Regions from separate parts of the Homo sapiens genome. Here regions 1 and 3 are each linked to region 2. The links are chromatin loops, found by intact Hi-C in ENCODE. Cell type or tissue: HCT116. All regions are shown on one strand. Each heading gives the region's core, and the rest is flanking DNA. Links, peaks and the distances in the headings are about the cores only.

Region 1 (4,028 bases), core at 1-4,000, 240 kb before region 2:
TCAATGTTATCTAGCTCTTGGTCAGGCAATTTAACTACTTTTATTATCTTAAATGGCATTTTGTCAGCCTTAAAATAAAAATAATCAAGGAAATATAGCACTAAGATCTAACAAGCTCTCTCTCTCTTTTTTTTTTCTTTGTCTTTTTTTTTTTTTTTTTTTTTTTGTCTTTTTGAGACAGAGTCTTGCTCTGTCGCCAGGCTGGAGTGGAGTGGCACGATCTCGGCTTACTGCAACCTCCGTCTCCCGGGTTCAAGCGATTCTGCTGCCTAAGCCTCCCGAGCAGCTGGGACTACAGGCACACGCCACTACGCCGGGCTAATTTTTTATTTTTTAGTAGAGACGGGGTTTCGCCATATTGGTCAGGCTGGACTCGAACGCCTGACCTCAGGTGATCCACCCGCCTCAGACTCCCAAAGTGCTAGGGTTACAGGCATGAGCCACCGCACCCAGCCTGGTAAAGTCTTAAGTGGATACATTTCATGCAGCCTAATAAAACTAATGCTCCTGAACCGGGCACAGTGTACATTATTTAACAAAATCTCTGGCCTCAGCCTGGGCAACAGGGCAAGAGCAAGATGCTGTCTCAAAAAATAAAAAATAAAAAAAGGCCGGGCGCGGTGGCTCACGCCTATAATCCCAACACTTCGGGAGGCCGAGGCGGGCGGATTACCTGAGCTCAGGAGTTCAAGACCAGCCTGGGCAACAAGATGAAACCCCGTCTCCACTAAAATACAAAAAATTATTTGGTCATGGCGGTTGTGCGCCTGTAGTCCCAGCTACTGAGGCTGAGGCAGGAGAATCGTTTGAACCCTGGAGGCGGAGGTTGCAGTGAGCCAAGATCATACCACTGCACTCCAGCCCGGACGACAGTGTAAGACTCCCTCTCAAAAAAAAAAAAAAAAAAAAAAAAAAAAAAAAAAAAAAAAACTCTAGCTGGAACTAGTGGCACATACCTGTAGCCCTAGCTACAGCAAGAGGAAGGAGACTGAGGCCAGAGGATTTCTTGAGCCCAGGAGTTCAAGTCAAGGCTGCAGTGAACTACGATTGTTATAGCACTATACTCCAGCAAGACCCTGTTTCAAAAGCAACAATATGGCCAGGCGCAGTGGCTCACGCCTGTTATCCCAGCACTTTGGGAGGCCGAGGTGGGCGGATCACGAGGTCAGCAGTTCGAGACCAGCCTGGCCAATATGGTGAAACCCCGTCTCTACTAAAACTACAAAAATTAGGCATGGTGGCAGGCACCCGTAATCCCAGCTACTCCGGAGGCTGAGGCAGGAGAATCACTTGAACCCGGGAGGCGGAGGTTGCAGTGAGCCAAAACCATGCCATTGCATTCCAGCCTGGGTGACAGAGGGAGACTCCGTCTCAGAAAGAAAAAAAAAAAACAAAAACAAAAAAACAGGCTGGGTGCGGTGGCTCACACCTGTAATCCCAGTAGTTTGGGAGGCTGAGGTGGGCAGATCACCTGAGGTCAGGAGTTCGAAACCAGCCTGGACCAACATGGTGAAACACAGTCTCTACTAAAAATACAAAAATCAGCTGGGCTTCATGGCATCCGCCTGTAATCCCAGCTACTAGGGAGACTGAGGCAAGAGAATCGCTTGAACCCAGGAGGCAGAGGTTGTGGTGAGATGAGATCACGTCATTGCACTCCAGCCTGGGCAACAAGAGCAAAACTCCAACTCAAAAAAACAAAACAAAACAAAACAAAACAACACCCCACCAAGAACAAGAACTCCAACTTCTGACCTTTACCCACTAGATGCCAATAACATCCCACAATTGTGAAAACTGAAAATATCTGCATATATTCCCAGTGTCCTCTAGGGGGCAAAATCACCTCTGTTAAGAGCTGCTGGTATATATGTTCAACCGTAGAAGTTAGCTAAATAAATTATATCAGTGAGATGTTACTTTACTCACCTGTTTAAAATAACTATGAAGACTGACAGGACATGAAAAATTATTTCAAAAAGTTTGAAAATGTTCATCTTTTTGTCCTCATAATTACACTTCCAAGAAATAATCAAGAGAGATGTGTTTTATATAAGCACCAAAAAGGAGATTTAAATGAATAAAAGAAGTGCCTCACAAATAATTTTTATGCAGAATTCTTATTAAAAGGTTATTTGGGGCTGGGCACGGTGGCTCATGCTTGTAATCCCAGCACTTTGGGAAGCCAAGGCTGGCAGATCACCTGAGGTAAGGAGTTCAAGACCAGCGTGACCAATATGGTGAAACCCTGTCTCTACTAAAAATACAAAAAATAGCCAGGCATGGTGACCCATGCCTGTAGTCCCAGCTACTCAGGAGGCTGAGGCAGGAGAATCGCTTGAACCCGGGAGGCAAAGGTTGCAGTGAGCTGAGATCATGCCACTGCACTCCAGCCTGGGCGGCAGAGCACGACTCCATTTCAAAAAAAAAAAAAAATGCCAGGCACGGTGGCTCACACCTGTAATCCCAGCACTTTGGGAGGCTGAGGCGGACAGATCACCTGAGATCGGGAGTTCAAGACCAGCCTGACCAACGTGGAGAAACCCAGTCTCTATGAAAACTACAAAAATTAGCCAGGCGTGGTGGCGCACACCTATAGTCCCAGCTACTCAGGAGGCTGAGGCAAGAGAATCACTTGAACCTGAGAGGTGGAGGTTGCAATAAGCCGAGGTCATGCCACTGCACTCCAGCTTAGGCGACAGAGGGAGACTCTGTCTCAAAAAACAAACAAACAAACAACAACAACAACAAAAAATGCTGTAGAGACAAGATCTCATTATGTTGCCCAGGGTGATCTCTAACTCCTGCCCTCAATCGATTCTCCAACCTTGGCCTCCCAAAGTGCTAGGGTTACAGTCAAGAACCACCTTGCCTGGCCTATTTAGAGACAGAGACTTGCTCTGCTGCCCAGGATGGAGTTCAGTGGCTCAATCATAGTTCACTGCAGCCTCATACTCCTGGATAGAGTGTATGTAATCAATTATTGAGAGAAGATAGAAGAGTACAGATAATATCTATATTCACACAAATCTGCAAAATATAGCTTTATTCATATTGTTTCTGTTCATTTTATGAAACAAACAGCTTCAAGTCATTGGGCCTCATTTCAGTGCCCTATGTGAATCCACTAATGTACAGAGAGGTAGGATTTGAGCATTAATCGGCCTAGAACTTGAAATTGTCATATCAGTGTTGAAGCTGTGTAACTGACAGGCATTTGGGAGACCCTGTTTAAGCATTTTTGGCCTTCTCATAAAAAGTACTGGCTGGGTGCGGTGGCTCACACCTGTAATGCCAGAACTTTGGGAGGCCAAGGCGGGCAGATCACTCGAGGTCAGGAGTTTGAGACCAGCTGGCCTACATGGTAAAACCCTGTCTCTACTAAAAATACAAAAAATTAGCTTGATGTGGTGGCAGGTGCCTGTAATCTCAGCTACTAGAGAGGCTGAGGCAGGAGAATCACTTGAACCTGGGAGGCGGAGGTTGCAGTGAGACAAGATGGTGCCACTGCACTCTAGCCTGGGTGACAGAGTCACTAGACTCTTGTCTCAAAAAAAAGAAAAGTACTACACAAAGTTATTGCTGCATCAATAAGTCAATGAACACTTATTGATTACTGGCTCTCAGGACTTTGCTATTTGCTGAGACTACAAAGATGAAAGGCAATGATACCTGCACACAAAAAGCTTACAGGACTGTTCTCTTAAGTTATGTTTGTACAATATGTATATCAATAGGCAGTGAATATAAAGTATTGTGTATGTCAGTATTCAGTGAATGTATAATATTGTGAAATGTGACACTATTTCCCTGCATTCAATATCCCAACTGACGTATTAGAAGGACTGTATATATATAATGAGACCTCATCACTATAGAAAACAGCAAAATTATCCAGGTGTGGTAGCACATGCTATAGTTCCAGCTACCCAGGAGGCTGAGGTTGGGGTGATCGCTTGAGCTCAAGAGGCAGAGGTTGCAGTCAGCCGAGATCCTGGCACTCCGATGACAAAGTGAGACCCTGTTTC
Region 2 (7,469 bases), core at 3,095-7,094:
CAGAAAAACATAAAGAAAAATATAAAACCACCCAGAGAGAGAGTTGCTACTAACATTCTGGTTCATTTTCTTCTAGTCTTTTTTTTTTTTTTTTTTTTTTTGAGACAGAGTCTTGCTCTGTCACCCAGGCTGGAATGCAGTGGCGCGATCTCGGCTCACTGCGACCTCTGCCTCCTGGGTTCAAGCAATTCTCTGCCTCAGCCTCCTGAGTAGCTGGGATTACAGGCACCCGTCACCATGCCCAGCTAATTTTAGTGTTTTTAGTAGAGACGGGGTTTCACCATCTTGGCCAGGCTGGTCTTGAACTCCTGACCTTGTGATCCACCCGCCTCAGTCTCCCAAAGTGTTGGGATTACAGGCGTGAGCCACCTCACCCAGCCTCTTCTAGTCTTTTATTCATGTATAATTTAACATGAATTGTGAGCATCCTAGACGAAGTTTTATATCTTGTGTACTTTTTTTTTTTTGAGATGGGGTTTTGCTCTTGTTGCCCAGGCTGGAGTGCAGTGGCATGATCTTGGCTCACTGCAACCTCTGCCTCCTGGGTTCAAGTGATTCTCCAGCCTCAGCTTCCCGAGTAGCTGGGATTACAGGCGCCTGCCACCACGCCTGGCTAATTTTTGTATTTTTAGTAGAGACAGAGTTTCACCATGTTGGCCAGGCTGGTCTCGAACTCCTGATCAGGTGATCCACCCACCTCAGCCTCCCAAAGTGCTGGGATTACAGGCATGAGCCACTGTGCCTGGCTGGGCATGTGTGTTTTTAAGGCCTGTTGCCTCCGTGGGAATGGATTTTGGAATGCATTGTTGTGGGGAAAAGGGGAAGGGGGAAGAGAGAACAGCTTGGGTGAAGGTCAAGAGAAGAGATGGCAGGGTGGAGTCCTGGAGTAGTAAATGCAGGTGTATGTGTGTATGACACGTGTGTACGCATGTGTGTCTGTGTGCACGTGTGTAAGGCATGTTTCTGTGAGATCTTGGCTGAGTGCTGGGCTGAGGTTTGGACTTGTCCCAGCAGGCAGTGGGGAGCCCCTGAAGGGCTCTGGGTGAGGAAGCAGTGCCTGTGGCAGCGGTGCCGTGGTGCATGCAGGATGCCACCTCGGTGCATGCGTTGGCAGCAGCATAGAGGCAGGGTTGAAAGAGGTGGATTTGAAGTTGGCAGCCCTGGCAAGGGCAGCCTGAGCTGCAGCGCTGGAGGTGGGCGCTGAGAGGGGCGTGTTGGGGTCAGAGAGCCACAGAGGTGAATTCACCAGATGTGGCAGCTGTTTTGGGTGTGCTGTGAGAGGGCAGAGCCGGAGGCCTGTGGCGGGCATCCTGGGTGACTGGAAACGGAGTACAAGTCACCTTTGTCTTCTTCCCATGGAGAGAGGGCATGGTCTTGACCTGGATCCCTGAGCATTTGACCTAATGGTGTGGCCTGGGGCTGTGCCCAGGTGGGGAGGTCAGCCTGCTTTGCCAGGGGAGGATGGTGACTTAACCAGGGTCACACACCTCCTCAGGGGTGGCGTTGGGCTTTGGCTGACTCTGTGCCTAGCTGACCCCTGACCATGCATGCCTGGTGTCTCCAGCCTGACTGTGCTGTCCAGGGGTTGTGGTGGCTGAAGTATGTCCCCCACCCATGTGGGATGGCTCTGGGACCCCAGCAGGTAGGGGGACTCTGGCTTCCCTCTCAGGGTCTCTCCTGGCCACAAGTTGGGCAAAGTGTAGGCCCTCTGGCCAGGAGTTGTGTAACTCTGGACCCTTGGTCCCCCCACAGCCCGTGGAAGCCACCGATGATGCCTTTTGGGACCAGTTCTGGGCAGACACAGCCACCTCGGTGCAGGATGTGTTTGCACTGGTGCCGGCAGCAGAGATCCGGGCCGTGCGGGAAGAGTCACCCTCCAACTTGGCCACCCTGTGCTACAAGGTGAGGGCTGCCCAGTCCCTCCTGCTACTCTTCCACCCTCCCAGCCCACAGCAGGAGAAGGCAGGCGCATCCAGGGCCTCCCGCCCCACAGGGGCAGGCAGCCCTGTGGCCTCACTCAGCTCTTCCACTTCTCTGTGGTTCTCTTTGCTGGGCGTTGGGACCACGGCAGCCGTCATTTATGGGGGAGTCCTCCAGGCCACATCTGACTGAGCACCTTCCACAGATCAGTTCATTTAGCTCCCTCTGTGGGGTGGGTACTGCCAGGGTCGCCAGTTTACAGATAGGGAAACTGAGGCTGGGAGACTCACTTAGCAAGGCCTCAGCCATCCAGTGGCTAGCTGGGCCCTGGCTGTCCTGATGCTCCAAGCTGCTCTGGCCTGTGTCCCAGTCCCCCAAGGCTGGCCGACCCCAACTCCAGGTGGCTCCTCTGCCTGTGGCCCCACTGTCTCTCCTCTGCAGCCTGGGTGCCCCCCCTGACCCTCCTCTGCAGCCTGGGTGCCCACCCTGACCCCAAGTGCCAGGGTCCTTTCCCCACCTTCCAGCCTGCCCTCTGCTCCTGCCTGCCCCCACAGGCCGTTGAGAAGCTGGTGCAGGGAGCTGAGAGTGGCTGCCACTCGGAGAAGGAGAAGCAGATCGTCCTGAACTGCAGCCGGCTGCTCACCCGCGTGCTGCCCTACATCTTTGAGGACCCCGACTGGAGGGGCTTCTTCTGGTCCACAGTGCCCGGGGCAGGGCGAGGAGGGGTCTGTGGGCCTGGCCAGGGCTGGGTGGGAGGCAGAGTTGGCGTCACAGGGAGAGCGCCCTTTAGGGCCGGCCATGCTCCTCCAAGCCTCTTCTGGGATTTGGGAAGTACAGGGGTGGGGCCAGTGGGTGCTGCTGAGGGATGGTGTTCAATGCCACCTCCTTGGGCCCTCAGTTCCCCTCCCATGGGGGTTTCTGTGCCCACAGTCTGGAGGAAGTAGGGTATGGAGAGAAGCTGAGAGCCAGGGGTCACTGGGCAGAGGTGGAGGCAGAGGAGCTGGGCCCTCTGAGGGCCGGAGAGGGACCACACTGTCCTCTCTCCCCCACACCACCTGCCCTGGGTTTATGTCCAGGTGAGGTGCTGAGGGATGCAACACAGTGATTCCTAGCAGGGCTGAGACTCTTGATGTTGGGGTCACCGCCCGGCCCCCTCCAGTCAGTAGGGGAGGTTCCCTCGCTGTTCCCGGCCCGGCTCCCTGCTGTGCCCCACTTCTGCCTTGGGAGGTTTGGGGCAACCAGGAGTCCACTTCCTGTCCCTTCATTCCTCTGCCCATGGGTGCCCGCCTGGGCTCAGCCCCTGTCCTCCACCACCCCCAAGCCCTGGGCCACCTCTTCCTGGCCAGCTATCACTGAGGCAGCCTGTGGGTGCTGTGTCCCCAGCAGGGAGAAGAGGATGATGAGCATGCCAGGCCCCTGGCCGAGTCCCTGCTCCTGGCCATTGCTGACCTGCTCTTCTGCCCGGACTTCACGGTTCAGAGCCACCGGAGGAGCACTGTGGTGAGTGTCCCCCAGCCCCCCACCCCCAGGCGGAGTAGGCTCTGGTCCTGGGTTGGGGCCGGGCCAGTTGAAGTTCCCTTGGGCGGATTGCACTGGGGGCCGGGGGGCTCCAGGAGAGCTGAGCTGCCTGGCACATGTAGGCCTGGGTGGCAGCTGGTACAGCTGAGGGAAGCCAGCTGGGGCTGGCCCTGCCCGCTGCGTTCGGATGGCTGGGCACAGACACCCATTGTCTTTGCTTGCCCAGGGGTGTGGGGCTCAGACACAGGAGGGCTGGCCCTCTTGCTTCCTGTGGTGGCATGGACTTCACCTTGAGTCTTCTCTGCCCACCCCCAAACCCGGGGCACCCAATCCCCTGCCCCTCCCTCCCTTTCTCCCTGTCCCAAACTGGACTGAGCAAGTGAAAGAACCAGTCTGAGATGGAAGAAAAATGAGCTTTCAAGAGGCCTAAGAATATTCACTCCTGCTCTTGTGCATGAGGGCCAGGCCATTTTGAGGACCTGTCTTTAGGAGAACTGGCGGTCTCTGCCCCTGGGACTGTGTGAGGCTCGAGGTGGCCAGGTTCTGACCCAGGCTGCTGTTCACCTCTCGACCCCCTAACCCGGCTTCTTCCTGGCCTGTCCCCAGGACTCGGCAGAGGACGTCCACTCCCTGGACAGCTGTGAATACATCTGGGAGGCTGGTGTGGGCTTCGCTCACTCCCCCCAGCCTAACTACATCCACGATATGAACCGGTGAGCTTCGCCCAGGCCCGGAGCCCTCAATGCAGCTGGACCCCGGGCCGGGCCCCCGCACAGCTCAGAAAGCCCATGGGGTCTTCCCAGAAGACCGTCCTCACCTATGACCCGACCTTGACCTTACAGGGGTCAACGGGAGTAACTTCCTTCCATGGACCTGGGCTGGGGCGCTGGGCTGGGTGGGCAGAACCTCCAAGAGGGGACTGGGATCCTAAGGTGCCCTCCCCCTTCCTCCTACAAGGATGGAGCTGCTGAAACTGCTGCTGACATGCTTCTCCGAGGCCATGTACCTGCCCCCAGCTCCGGAAAGTGGCAGCACCAACCCATGGGTTCAGTTCTTTTGTTCCACGGAGAACAGGTGAAGGGCCCTTGGCCTTTCTGCGCTCTCTTCCCTCTTATTCCAGGCAATCCAGAGCTGAGTCCATTCGCCAGCTCTGGGTCTCGTTTGAGGGGAGGTGCTGCCCCCTGGTGGTGATGAACTTTAACTTACCAGCCACACCTCACACTAGCCCCGTCTCTCCTTGGAGTCCTCGACAGGACAGAATCTGGGGGCCCCTCAGTAATCCGTCCCTGGGTCCTCCATCAAGAGCCGCCTGTCCAGTAGAAATAGAATGCAAACCACGAGTGCAATTTTAAAATTAAAAAAGTTAAAAAGTAAAATTGGGCCAGGCGCGGTGGCTCACACCTGTAATCCCAGCACTTTGGGAGGCCAACGTGGGCAGATTACCTGAGGTCAGGAGTTTCAGACCAGCCTGGCCAACATGGTGAAACCGTATCTCTACTAAAAATACAAAAATTAGCCAGGCTTGGTGGCGGGTGCCTGTAATCCCAGCTACTCGGGAGGCTGAGGCACGAGAATCGCTTGAACCCGGGAGGCGGAGGTTGCAGTGAGCCGAGATTGCGCCACTGCGCTCCAGCCTGGGTGACAGAGTGAGACTCTGTTTCCAAAAAAAAAAATAAATAAATACAATAATTAATAATATATTTCATATAACCCAATATACCCCAAACTTTAGCATTTAACATGGAATCAGTATACAACATTACTGAGCTGTTTGACATCCCCCTTTTCATACTAAGTTTTCAAAATCCAGTGTGTATTTGTCTTGGTTCCGATCAGCCACATTCCAAGGGCTCGACAGCTCCTTGTGGCTTGAGGCTGCTGTGTGGGACTCTGCAGCTTAGAGACCGGGTCGGGGAGTGTGTGACAAATACCTCGAAGGGCAGGGAGGCCCAGCCCACATGGGGCACTCATGGACTGTGGGGGACACGTGAGCACGGGGTGGGGGGAGGGTGTCACACGTGCCACGTGGCAGAGTTGAGTATTTGAGCAGGTAGCTCCCACTGGGAGCTGTGTTGGCTGCATAGGGTCTGTGCCCGGCAGGTGGCGGTCGACCTCCGCCTTCCAGACTCTGGTCCCTACATGACACGCCTTATTCTTCAGGTTTCCTAGCCTTCTGTTCAACCTTCCACCCTACTCCAGAAGAGAAGGGAGCCAGGCGACCCCCTCCACCAGCCACAGTCCGAGGCTGGCCAGAGTTTTCTTTCTCACCAGCCTTATCAGGCAAACTGCCACCCTTTGTCCCTCACTTAACCTCTCTGGGTCTCAGCTTCCTCATCTGTAAGCTGAGCAGCTTGAACCCTGACATCTCTTGAGTCTGAGTGGAGTCATTCTGTGGCTTGGGAGCTGGTTGGCTGAGCGTGGGCTCTGCTCCCTGAGGGGAAGCCCACCTTCTCCACAGGCCTCCATTCCCATCTCTGAGGACCCAAGGGAGGGTATCTGCCCCTTAAGACCCTAAGGGGTATGAATGTGTCCTAATCATGGCTCTGGGCTTCCCACACCCACTCTTTCCAAGCCACTCCCTGACGTGGTGCTAAAATGCTTGTTGAATGAGGCTGACCTTCCCACGTGGCCAGAGAGGTGTGGCCAGGGGGCTGGGCCCCAGTGCAGCCTCTGCAGCCTTGTCCCTCTCCTGCTGCAGACATGCCCTGCCCCTCTTCACCTCCCTCCTCAACACCGTGTGTGCCTATGACCCTGTGGGCTACGGGATCCCCTACAACCACCTGCTCTTCTCTGACTACCGGGAACCCCTGGTGGAGGAGGCTGCCCAGGTGCTCATTGTCACTTTGGACCACGACAGTGCCAGCAGTGCCAGCCCCACTGTGGACGGCACCACCACTGGCACCGCCATGGATGATGCCGATGTAAGGATGGGAGCATGGAAGGGACAGCTGCCGGGGCCACGGGTTGTGGGGAGGACGCCTGCTCACCAGGGGCTTCTCCTCTTGGCAGCCTCCAGGCCCTGAGAACCTGTTTGTGAACTACCTGTCCCGCATCCATCGTGAGGAGGCAAGTCCAGTCCCCACAGTGGCTTTGCAGGGTGCAGGGGGATGCAAGTGAGACAGGGATATGGGGGATCCTGACCCCTCCATGAAGGAACCATGCTCTCTGTGGGCTGGGGCCACCCTAGGTGAAATAGTGGCAGGACTGTGAGGGTTTCAAGATGCAGGAAGGGCTGATGGCCTCACCTGGGTAGAGGTAACTGGGAAGGCCTCTAGGAGGAGGTGGCTGATGTCATTTCAGAGGTGGTGGGGACAAAAGGGGAATGACAGTGGACAAGGGCTTCAGGCCAAGCAGTCCCAGTTCATGTGTCTTGTGATCTTGGTGGGAAGGTGCTTGAACTCCCAGAGTTCTAACTTCTGCAGCTAAAACACAGGACCCTAGCTGCCTTCTCACCCCAGCTAGTGGCAGGCCTCAGTAAATGACAGAACAGTGGAATGCTCCTCGAGTTGTGATGGGGTGATGGGGGAGTATTTTGGGGAGGGGTAGAAGGATGGAACCTGCCAACCATGAGTCCAAGGTGGGCAGGGACAAGGTTGAGGGTGTGCATGTGTGGGAGTTCACTGAGAGCAGCAGCCTTGCTCAAGGGGCGCACAGCCCAAGGACAGAGAGTCTGCAGTCTAGTGGAGGGGCCAGGGCTGTCCACAGCTATGAGGGACTCCGCTTCCTGAGGCATCGCCCCAGGACAGCTATGGGTGATAGCATCTGGGCCCTCTGGCTCTGGAGGTGGGATCTGGCTCTGGGGGATGGAGGGGGGGATTTGTTGGGGGCCTGGGCTGGGAAACTGGAGCTGCAGGGATTGGGCTGGACAGGCCCCCTGCTCTGCCCTCGCCCCCAGGACTTCCAGTTCATCCTCAAGGGTATAGCCCGGCTGCTGTCCAACCCCCTGCTCCAGACCTACCTGCCTAACTCCACCAAGAAGATCCAGTTCCACCAGGAGCTGCTAGTTCTCTTCTGGAAGCTCTGCGACTTCA
Region 3 (4,028 bases), core at 1-4,000, 280 kb before region 2:
TCCGTGTTGGCCCCAGCACCTACTCCACCCTCCTCAGGCATCCCAATCCTCCCTCCACCACCCCAGGCCTCAGGACCTCCACGGAGCCGCTCCTCTAGCCAGGCCGAGGCCACCCTGGGGCCCAGCAGCACAAGCAACGCCCTCTCCTGGCTGGACGAGGAGCTACTCTGCTTGGGTGCGGCCCACAGGGGGCGTCAGGGGCATCCCCTGACAGGGCTCTGGGAGGAAGGGTGTGTGGAATTAGGAGCCCTGAGCGGGGCCCCAGTGTGACTGTTGGGGTGGGCAAAGAACCCTGAGTTGGAGGTACTCAGTGAAGTTCAGCGACCCTGAGGGCCCCAGGGCCATCCTCCCGGTGGACTCTGCCTCCTGCCCTGCACCCCGCCCCACAGGCCCCCCGCTTCTGCATCATGGACTGGAGCGCTCCATTCCCCTCTGGAGGCTGCCTGCAGAACAGCTTCTCCCGGCGCCTTCACCCATTGATGTCACTTGTCACCTGACCCCTCCTCAGGCAAGGCGGGGCTAGGGCTGCCTAGCTCAGAGCCTCTTCTCATCCTGTTTTCTTCTCTATTGTCAGGCCTCGCCGACCCAGCCCCTAATGTTCCTCCCAAAGAGTCAGCTGGGAACAGCCAGTGGCACCTGCTCCAGGTAGGGGCACAGGATCGGTGACAGCACTACTGTGCCAAGGACCTCCACTTTCCAGCGTCATGTCTCCTGGGCTGCAGTTAGCTGTCCTTCCCTCCAGAGCGTGCCAGCTGCAGCGGGGAACAATGAGTGCCTCCGGGGCTGTCTTCCGTGCAGTCCTTGGAGGGCTGCGCCCCGTTCCAGCGGCAGGCCCTCCCCACCCGCCCTCGGCTCACCACCCTTTCTGTTGTTCATAGAGGGAACAGTCCGACCTGGACTTCTTCAGCCCCAGGCCGGGGACCGCTGCCTGTGGCGCCTCCGATGCTCCTCTGCTCCAGCCCTCAGCCCCCTCCTCAAGCAGCTCCCAAGCTCCACTGCCGCCTCCCTTCCCAGCTCCTGTGGTCCCAGCCAGTGTTCCTGCCCCCAGTGCGGGCTCCTCCTTGTTTTCTACTGGAGTGGCCCCAGCCTTGGCCCCAAAAGTTGAGCCCGCAGTCCCTGGGCACCATGGCTTGGCGTTGGGCAACAGCGCGCTGCACCACCTGGATGCCCTCGATCAGCTTCTAGAAGAGGCCAAAGTGTAATGAGTGGGAGGAGATGTGGGGTTGCTGAGGGTTGGGCCTGAATGTGTCAGAACCAGAGCTAACTTTGAAGGGGTGGGGGTGCCTTGTAGTCCCATCAGTCAGGCTGGAAGGCAAGGGGTGGGCCTGGGTAAGAGCATGGTCAGGGGCCTTGGGTGAGAGTCCTGCAGCTCTGGCTGGCTCTCTGACGTGCTTTCCATCCTTCCCACCTCCCAGGACCTCGGGCTTGGTGAAACCCACTACCTCCCCTCTCATCCCCACCACCACCCCAGCCAGGCCCCTCCTGCCCTTCTCCACGGGGCCCGGCAGCCCGCTCTTCCAGCCACTGAGTTTCCAGTCCCAGGGCAGCCCCCCGAAGGGGCCTGAGCTCTCCCTGGCCAGCATCCACGTGCCCCTGGAATCGATCAAGCCTAGTAGGTGTTGGAGGATTGAGGTGGGTGGGGCGGTGGGGCCTATAGCCACGGAGCTGTAGGACATGCGACAGGGATGGATCCAGGCACTCTTTGCAGGGGGTCCCTTAAAGCCAGGCAGGCCTCCCTGCCTGCATTCTCAGTCTTAAGCTCCTCACTGAGCGCCTCTCCCAGATTCCGTTAGGAAGCACTGGACTCATCATGACCACGGAGTAGCCCTTTTCTCCTCACCGCCGGGGCTCTGTTGGGTGTCTCTGGTGCTGCTCCTCCCACACTCACGTCACGTTCTTACAGGCAGTGCCCTTCCTGTGACAGCCTACGATAAAAACGGCTTCCGCATCCTCTTCCACTTTGCCAAGGAGTGTCCCCCAGGACGACCTGACGTGCTGGTGGTGGTGGTGTCCATGCTGAACACGGCTCCCTTACCTGTCAAGAGCATCGTGCTGCAGGCTGCAGTGCCCAAGGTACCAGTGTCTCCCTGGGGCCAAAACGGCCTTATCTTGACCCTGTTGTGTAGAGGCCTTTGCAGCCAGCAGGTGGCAGTGTGTGTGTGCACTGCAGGTTCCATCTGGGGGCACCTACCAGTTCTCTTCAAAGGAGTTTCTCTCTCTTTAGTCAATGAAAGTGAAGTTGCAGCCACCTTCTGGGACAGAACTCTCTCCATTTAGCCCCATCCAGCCACCTGCAGCCATCACCCAGGTCATGTTGCTGGCCAATCCACTGAAGGTGAGCAGCAAAGAACCCAGGGGTCCCAGCCTGAGGCCCCAGCTGCCCCAGATTAGGACGTCAGGCCCACCACCTCCCAGCTGGAAGTGTTTTGACTGTAGGATTGACACATCCCTTTGCTGCCTTAGGTTAAGTGTCTGAGCATGGTTGGGGGTTGCGGGGAAAAGGGACCATTCCTCTAGCACAGAGAGGGTAGCAGAATAGAGGGCGTCCTGCCAAGGGGCCGCCTGGGCTGGATCTCACTTGCTGCCCTCTGTCACAGGAGAAGGTGCGGCTTCGGTATAAGCTGACCTTCGCCCTGGGGGAGCAGCTGAGCACAGAGGTGGGCGAGGTGGACCAGTTCCCTCCTGTGGAACAGTGGGGGAACCTATGACCCCAGAGGACGCTGTGATCTCCACCTTGAAGCCAGGCAGGCTGCCCTGAGACGAGGAGGGCTCTGGTCCCGTCACTCTCCATGCCCTGACAACAGTGCTTGTAGCTTTGATGTGGAACAGGGGCCCTGGGCATTTCTGCTGAGAACCAAACTGCTGCTGTGATAACCTCTCCTTTGGCCCCTAAAAGGACCTGTTTTTATCTACCTGTGTGACTTGAAGTGGCCATATGCTGTCAGGGGTGCGGAGTGGCCCCTGACTTCACTGCTGTCCCGGGAACATGGACCCCCAGGCTTGGCGTAGGTGTTTGCTTCCTTCTACTGGCATTCACTGAAGCCACTGGGGTGGGGGGTGGGGGGTGGGAGTCTCTAAAGAGAGACTGTCATGGGTCATTCCCCACAAGAGCCACATCCTCACACCTGACAGATGCACGGCCCAAGGGGCTGCAGCCCTGTTGCAATTCCATGCTTCCCCCGCCAACCAGCTCCTGCTGCCATCCCCAGGGAGGTGGCCCAGGAAGGTGCCTGGCCCAGAATAAGGAACTGGCATACTGCAAAGTCCCCAGCCCTGCCTCTGGTGGACAGCATCGTCCTGGAATGGCCACGGAGTGATGAGTTGTGTGCTTGTCCCTGGCAGTGGCAGGCTGTGTCCTATGGACATCTTGGCAGGACATGGAATTTGGCCTCATGACAGGCCCAACTAGGGATAGGAAGGAAAATGAAGAGAGCCAGTATTTCCCCTTCTCCAGAAGCAGGTACTCAGCTTTCTGGGAAAAGCGTGCCTCCAGCCGTGGGGACAGGCCATCCTACTGACTACCTCTTGCTTGGCATGAAATAAACTGCTATCCTCCCCTTGGAATCTACCGCCACTCTACATCCTACTGCTTTGGCCTCCCTCTCCTCTCACCAGATGGCATGTGGTGTGGCACCTGTGGCTGGACACAGGAGGCCTCAGGATCACAAATGTTACACTAGACATATGTCCTAATGTGCTGCCCAGAAACCTCAACTGTTCCCCAGCTACTGAGGGGCACTGTCAGCGAGATGTTGGGTCTGGAGGTGATGAGATCGGGCCACACTTGAGCTGAGTCACCAGACCCTATTGCTTCAACAGTGCTTGGCCCCCGCCAGCTTGTCCCAGCCACTCTAGCTGCTGGATGTGATCCTGGGACATGTACTCCAAGCCTCCGTCACAAAAAAAAAATCACCAGCTGCCATAGACACGGGGGAAGCTTGCGGAGCCCAGGTGAACAAGCTCAGCAATCGGACATCTCTGGGGAAAGGAAGGTGGCACAGACCATGTTCCCTGGTTCCTCCCTGCCC

The links. Hi-C counts contacts between places; a loop is a spot of excess contacts. Peaks named below come from ENCODE experiments on the same cell type or tissue, not always from the same donor. Only the 100,000 strongest peaks of a DNase experiment are listed, where the experiment ranks them.
Region 1: it touches region 2 in a loop (19-fold over the local background); 67 of 110 quality-filtered maps call a loop at or near these places.
Region 3: it touches region 2 in a loop (16-fold over the local background); 5 of 110 quality-filtered maps call a loop at or near these places.

Annotation. Positions count from the first base shown.
Region 1 is chr17:75,199,695-75,203,722 of GRCh38, reverse strand. No RefSeq gene overlaps it. Among named protein-coding and RNA genes, the nearest start is that of NUP85, 4.0 kb to the left of the region's middle. In HCT116, for the core only: a CTCF peak has its summit at 1,824 (motif pointing right); a DNase peak (open chromatin) is centred at 1,822; H3K4me3 peaks cover 142 bases; H3K27ac peaks cover 185 bases.
Region 2 is chr17:74,958,916-74,966,384 of GRCh38, reverse strand. It overlaps HID1 (HID1 domain containing), which reads left to right. Exons shown (of 19, transcript NM_030630.3): 2 at 1,753-1,902; 3 at 2,475-2,645; 4 at 3,304-3,420; 5 at 4,045-4,151; 6 at 4,396-4,512; 7 at 6,137-6,359; 8 at 6,448-6,504; 9 at 7,334-7,469. Among named protein-coding and RNA genes, the nearest start is that of HID1-AS1, 8.0 kb to the left of the region's middle. RefSeq lists silencers at 1,363-1,521, 5,377-5,671 and enhancers at 2,586-3,086, 5,598-5,867, 5,878-5,947. In HCT116, for the core only: CTCF peaks have their summits at 4,620 (motif pointing left) and 5,524 (motif pointing right); DNase peaks (open chromatin) are centred at 4,614 and 5,395; H3K27ac peaks cover 474 bases.
Region 3 is chr17:75,236,959-75,240,986 of GRCh38, reverse strand. It overlaps GGA3 (golgi associated, gamma adaptin ear containing, ARF binding protein 3), which reads left to right. Exons shown (of 17, transcript NM_138619.4): 11 at 1-175; 12 at 575-645; 13 at 879-1,198; 14 at 1,416-1,612; 15 at 1,904-2,073; 16 at 2,225-2,335; 17 at 2,598-4,028. The coding sequence ends at 2,708. Among named protein-coding and RNA genes, the nearest start is that of GGA3, 23 kb to the left of the region's middle. RefSeq lists a silencer at 45-339. In HCT116, for the core only: CTCF peaks have their summits at 168 (motif pointing left), 1,936 and 2,147 (motif pointing right); DNase peaks (open chromatin) are centred at 166, 467 and 2,126; H3K27ac peaks cover 1,236 bases.